Regions from separate parts of the Homo sapiens genome. Here region 2 is linked to region 1. The links are chromatin loops, found by intact Hi-C in ENCODE. Cell type or tissue: ascending aorta. All regions are shown on one strand. Each heading gives the region's core, and the rest is flanking DNA. Links, peaks and the distances in the headings are about the cores only.

Region 1 (2,914 bases), core at 205-2,704:
AGAAGCAAGAGGAGATACACCATCTGCTACTTGGAGAAACGAGGAGGCCTCTGTTATTATCTTATGCTGATGAACGGCCACAGAAGAACATATATTTTTGGCATCATTGTATTAATTAAAAGTTATTCATTGAAGACAAAGCTCAAAAGGCTAAATTGGGAGAGACAGAGGACACTGGATGACATAATCGCAATCTTTAAAGATCCCAGAAAGCCAAACTCAGGCTTTCTGCAGGTAAGGGCATGCACTTTAGCAGGGACAGATGCAGTGTCTTGAATTTCGGGCCCAGACCTAAGGTTCCTTGAACAGGATGACAAAGATAGGCTTAACCACCAGATGAGAAGTGACGCAGCAGGGTTTTCAGCTGATGGAAGCTCTCCATTTTATGTCTGCTTCTTGTGAAGAACTGCCTATCCCTCCCTGTGGTGGGCTGCCAAATGCTGCCAAATGCCACATTTGTTCCATGTGGAGACTGTGCAGTGGGTGGGGCTTATGGCAATCTTCAAATATTTAAGGATCTACCCATGTGAAAGAGGAATTAGTCTTGTTCTAGTGTCTAAGAAGACAGACCAGGATCAAAGTTATAGGGAGCCACACCTTAGATCAATGTGTGAAAGGGCTTTCTAACAATAGTCACGAAAGCTAGGATTTGTGAGGCCTTGCCTAAGCCCAGCCCTGCGCCAGGCACTGCCAAGGTGCAAGTGATCACTCCAGTCTAGAGAGGAGAAGGGGGCCTGGAGACGGCTGGTGACTTACCTGGCATCGCCCAGCTCATCAGTGGGAGGGCAAGGATGGGGAGGCATTAATTCATAGGCCTGTGTAATTTGTATGCCTGCTGTGCTGCTGCCCGAAGTCTAACCAAGATGTCCATTTGAAAGCAAGAGGGCTGCTGTGAACAGCCTGTCACTGGGGACACGCAGAAAGACCCAACAGATAAGATGCTGTGGAAGAAATCTGAACACAGGTGTAGAACTGAACCAACTTCCTGGAAGGTCTCTCCCAACTCAGAGAGTGGAGGATTTGACGCATAGCTCAAGAGGAGGAGTTGCTGTGTTCACTCTGGGCACCCTTCCTTCCTTCTCCTCAGGCGCTCCAGCTACGCTGACAGCACAGGGTGCTAGAGTGGCCTCAGCCTCTCCTCAAATACAGCCACATACCCATGAGTCTGCAGGCAAACAGCTCACACTGCCAAGCTTCCCTGCTGCTCTTGCTTCACTATGGGAAGCTACACCCAAAAGTGCTTTGCGATGTGCAGGAGGCAACCGGGACATAACCTGCCCACAGTTATGATCATCCTAGGGCTGACACCACCAATTATCTCTCTTCCTATTCCCCCCACCTCCTACCCCAGGAATTTATACTTGAACTGGGAGCAGCTTCTGTTGGTGGGAACATCTGGGTTGTTTCCATGGCCTAGCCAGCACTCTCAGCTCTGTATTCTCTGCCCCGAGCACTCTGGCTGCCCTCCAGCTTGATGGAGGGTCCTGGGGACACATTCTGATTCCAGCACTTTCTAAGCAGACAGTGGTATTTCTCCACATGGAAGGTTGGCTGTTCAGTGTGGCTCTGACCCTTGGGAGACCCTGCCTGCTGGCTTTTGACTGCCAGGGGAAGAAGGGGTGGGAAGATGTCGGCAATGGCGGAGGCGTGCAGCCAACCAGCCAGGACGGCTGTGTCTGTTCACGGCTGTCCACAGTGCTGCCCAGCTCCTGAATCTGCTGTTGCTGGAAGGACAGCCTCCCACTGGCACCGAGAGTCATTCCTTTTCTATTTGATTTATAAGATAGCAGTGAGGGCTGGGAGGCTTGGAGTTGGAACAAAACAGAGGGAAGGAAAACGTCATGGGAAGCAACCTATTTTTGAAAGCTGTGAGCTGACGCCAGGAGATTAGGTTCTGTTTGTCTTGGCTGATGGGCTTGTTTAAAAAAAAAAAAAAATCCCAAACCCCCTCTCCCCCCAAAACACGAAGTATTCCTGCTGTCTGGGTCTGCTCTGGCTGTCTGGAAGCATCTTGGCTTTGTTCAACACACCCCCTGCTGCCAGGAGCACGGCTCTATCCAGAGCAAATCCCCCCTGTCAGCAGGAATTCCGACGCTGACACAGCACAAAGCTGCCTCAAGAGGCCTTCTCAGTTTCTGGACTGACCTCAGAATCCTGTGCATCTGGGTAACGCCTGGCCGAACCTTCCTGCAGGCTAGGAATGGAGGCCAATGACAATGCATTCAAGGGAAGCCAGGTCCCCTGGAGTGTGGCACATATTCAGCTGGATCTGCTGAGCTGAGGCAAGCCTGGGCTGATGCAGGTGTGTCAGGAGTGAGGTCTGGGAACTAGGGAGAGGCCACTCAGGACTCCTCACTGGGGCTGGGCCAAGGGTACTTTTCTCAGCTTCAAGAGCAGGCTGGTGTAGTTACATGGAGACAAGTTGTTTCCCGGTCTATTTCCTGCAAAAAGCTGCAAGCTCCAGGGACCACAGCTCATGCACCTCTGTGCCCCTAGGACTGTGTTTTGTGTCAGGCCTGGAACAGGTCTCCACCCACCCTCACCCCCATAAGAGCCGATGGCTTTGGAGTAGGAAGGGGGCACAATAAGCAGCAACTTGGGACCAGGACAGGGCCTTCACAGGCGGCAAGCATGTGCCAGCAGCAGGGTAGAAGGTGTAGCACTTGGGGACCAAGACTGACAACGGAGGGCCAGACACAAATGGCAGTATCAGCAGCAGCAGCAGGTGTATCATGAGAAACTCATGCCAGGTTGCTAAATCAGTCTGGCTCCTGACCTGTTCCCTCAAGCATCTTGCCTCCCATTGAAAAGTGTGTGGGGCCTTGCAGTTCACAGCATCCTTCTTCCACCCTCCAGAAGGTCACTGCTTCTAAGGGCAGTACCACTGACATTTTCTGCAAATGCCAGGGTCATC
Region 2 (2,914 bases), core at 158-2,657, 81 kb after region 1:
TACCACACCCAGCTAATTTTTAAATTTTTTGTAGAAACAGGGTCTTGCTATGTTGCCCAGGCTGGCCTCAAATTTTTGGCCTCAAGCAATCCTCCTGCCTTGGCCTCCCAAAGTGCTGGGATTACAGGCATGAGCCACCACTCCCTTATACAGCCTTTCAAAATGGCAGGTAGAGAAAACAATGCATATGATTCTTCTTCAAAATATCACTGGGATTCAACACAAAAGAGCATATACTGTATGACTCCACTCATGAACTTCTAGAAGAGATAAAAGATCAGTGGTTCCCTCTGCAGTGTGTTGGAGGAGAGGATTAACTGGGAAGGGACCTGAGGGAGCTTTCTGGGGTGAGGTTGACAGTGCGTATCTTGATGGGGTAAGGTGACAACATGTAAGCATGTGTCAAAATTATAACAAAATGTATGCATTTTACTACAAGTAAACTACCTCAGTGAAAATCATTAGAAGGCAAATATATATACATTTACACAAAATATATATAAAGTATAACATATTTATATAAAATATATATAAAATATGTATATGTATATATTTACCTGTGTGCATGTATTTACATGTGTGTATATACTTACATATCACAGGCTATACACACACACACGTACACACACATATGATTCATAGGTATGTACAGTCTCTTATGGAAAGCTGTAAGTCTTAAGAAAAACTAGGCCAGGCGTGGTGGCTCACGACTGTAATCCCAGGCCGAGGTGGGCGGATCATGAGGTCCGGAGATCAAGACCATCCTGGCTAACACGGTGAAACCCCGTCTCTACTAAAAATACAAAAAATTAGCCGGGCGTGGTGGTGGGCGCCTGTAGTCCTAGCTATTCAGCAGGCTGAGGCAGGAGAATGGTGTGAACCCAGGAGGTGGAGCTTGCAGTAAGTCGAGATTGTGCCACTGCACTCCAGCCTGGGCAACAGAGCAAGACTCTGTCTCAAAAAAAAAAAAAAGAAAAGAAAAACTAAAAGCCACTTTGATTTGGGCCTTAAGCTTTAGGTCTGAAATGAACTTGGAAAGCTTGTTCAACCTCTGTTCTTCAAAACAAACGAACGAACAAACCATGCTCTTCAAATGAGTAACTGACAGGATGTGCCCCACCCAAAGTCTCACAGCAAATCAGCAGCAGAGCAGTGAACAGTCCCAGACTTTCCCAGTCCTAGCCTGGGATTGGTTTCTCTGGTCTGGACCAGTGCCAGAAAAAGTAGATAAAACAGAAGACCATTGGTGATTTTATGAGCTAATTTCATTTAAACCATCAAATCTAGAGCTAAATAGTACCCCCAACCAAGCCCAGTCAAAAACAGGAGACTAACTTTCAAACAATAAAATGTATTTACCTTCATGAGGCTGAGTTGAAAATTTCCACTCCATTAAAATGACAGACTTACTACCCCATGCTTACCCTCCCTGCCCATATACAAATATCTAAATGACTGGCAAGAGGCTGTGAGCTAAATAGGAAGACATGTAAGAGTCATAAAACTGAGTCACTGTGGGACCTTGGCAAGTCTCCTACTGTGATACAGTAAGAAATATATATTTGGTCTTTGTCCAGGTTCCTGGCACACCTCACCCAAAACCCCTGGAATCTCCTGAGAGATAAGTGTCTTTTGTATGCTAATGAGATTGGGGCTCCCTAGCCAGAAAGACCAAGGTACATTTCAGTGTTGGAACTTTTAGCCGTACCCTCATCCCACCTTACCTCCGGAAAGGGGAGAGGGACTAGAGGTTGAGTTATTCACCAATGGCCAGATTTAATCACTCATGCCCACATAATGAAACCTCCATTAATACCCCTAAACGATGGGGTTCAAAGAACTTCCAAGTTGAACACATAAAGGTGCTGGGAGGCTGGCACAGAAGTTCTCTGCCCCTTCCCCACACCTTGCCCGATGAATCTCTTCCATTTGGCTGTTGCTGAGTTATATCCTTTGTCACGAAAATGTAAGTAAAGTGTTGTCCTGAATTTTGTGAGCCATTCAAGCATATGATCAAACATGGGGAAGGCATCACGGGAATCCCCAATTTATAGCCGGTCATGGGAAGTACAGATGGTAACCAGGAACTTGTGACTGGCATGTGAAGTGGGGGCAGTCTTGTGGGACTGAGCCCTTAACCTCTGGGGTCCGCACCAGCTCCAGGTAGTTAGTGTCAAAACTGAATTCAATTGTAGGACATCCATTTGATATCAGAAAAAAGACAAAAACAACAAAAAAATCCCTGCACATTTGCTGTCAGAAATGTCATACATCACAGACACCCTCTCTGGCCTTGTTTCCACAACCTGCAAAAATTAGAGGGTTGGACCAAATACCACTAAGACCCTTTCAACTAGAGTCTTCTGATTCTTTGAATTGCTGGTTTAAGAATTTCCACAGTTAGCATAGGAGACTCTCGCTCTCTGGAAGCCACTAGCAAATTCAGCTTTCAAACCCCAAGCAACATCATTTCTCAGGCCTCATTTCCTATTTCGACTAATGACGTGCCAGAAATCTGTGTGATTTCTCCTTTGAGGAGCAGCAAAAAAAACTCCACAGTGTCCTATTACAGGACCCAGTTCTTGTCCCCAGCTCTCAAAGACAGCCCAATTCTCTGAGATGAAAGAATCAGTCTCTCTCCATTACACTCAATTTTAAACCAAAACCCGAAACAGAATTTTTGACATGCCTCCCAGACTACAAGGCTTATGCTTCATTAATGATTAAAAGAGCAGCTGGTGATGTCTTAAAAGCAAGTTGGTCAGTTAGACAATTTAGCATGTGTTTAAATTCCGTCTTTTCCTCCATCCATCACTGTAGTTCTAAGGCAAATCCAAAGAGAAAGTAAAATACACAGGTCTTCCATTACTAAGAAGTGCCTCAGCGAGGATATAAGAAAGCACGTCCTTTGAGG

The links. Peaks named below come from ENCODE experiments on the same cell type or tissue, not always from the same donor. Only the 100,000 strongest peaks of a DNase experiment are listed, where the experiment ranks them.
Region 2: a loop joins it to region 1, with 2.6 times the contacts of the local background. A loop is called at or near these places in 2 of 110 quality-filtered maps.

Annotation. Positions count from the first base shown.
Region 1 is chr17:17,875,956-17,878,869 of GRCh38, forward strand. All of the region lies in intron 7 of TOM1L2 (target of myb1 like 2 membrane trafficking protein), which reads right to left. Among named protein-coding and RNA genes, the nearest start is that of SREBF1, 40 kb to the left of the region's middle. RefSeq lists enhancers at 1-983, 1,344-2,065. In ascending aorta, for the core only: no CTCF peak of the experiment used is centred there; DNase peaks (open chromatin) are centred at 1,126, 1,746 and 2,136; H3K4me3 peaks cover 542 bases; H3K27ac peaks cover 2,477 bases.
Region 2 is chr17:17,957,132-17,960,045 of GRCh38, forward strand. All of the region lies in intron 1 of TOM1L2 (target of myb1 like 2 membrane trafficking protein), which reads right to left. Among named protein-coding and RNA genes, the nearest start is that of TOM1L2, 14 kb to the right of the region's middle. RefSeq lists a silencer at 1,163-1,212. In ascending aorta, for the core only: no CTCF peak of the experiment used is centred there; DNase peaks (open chromatin) are centred at 1,141 and 1,588; H3K4me3 peaks cover 269 bases; H3K27ac peaks cover 2,399 bases.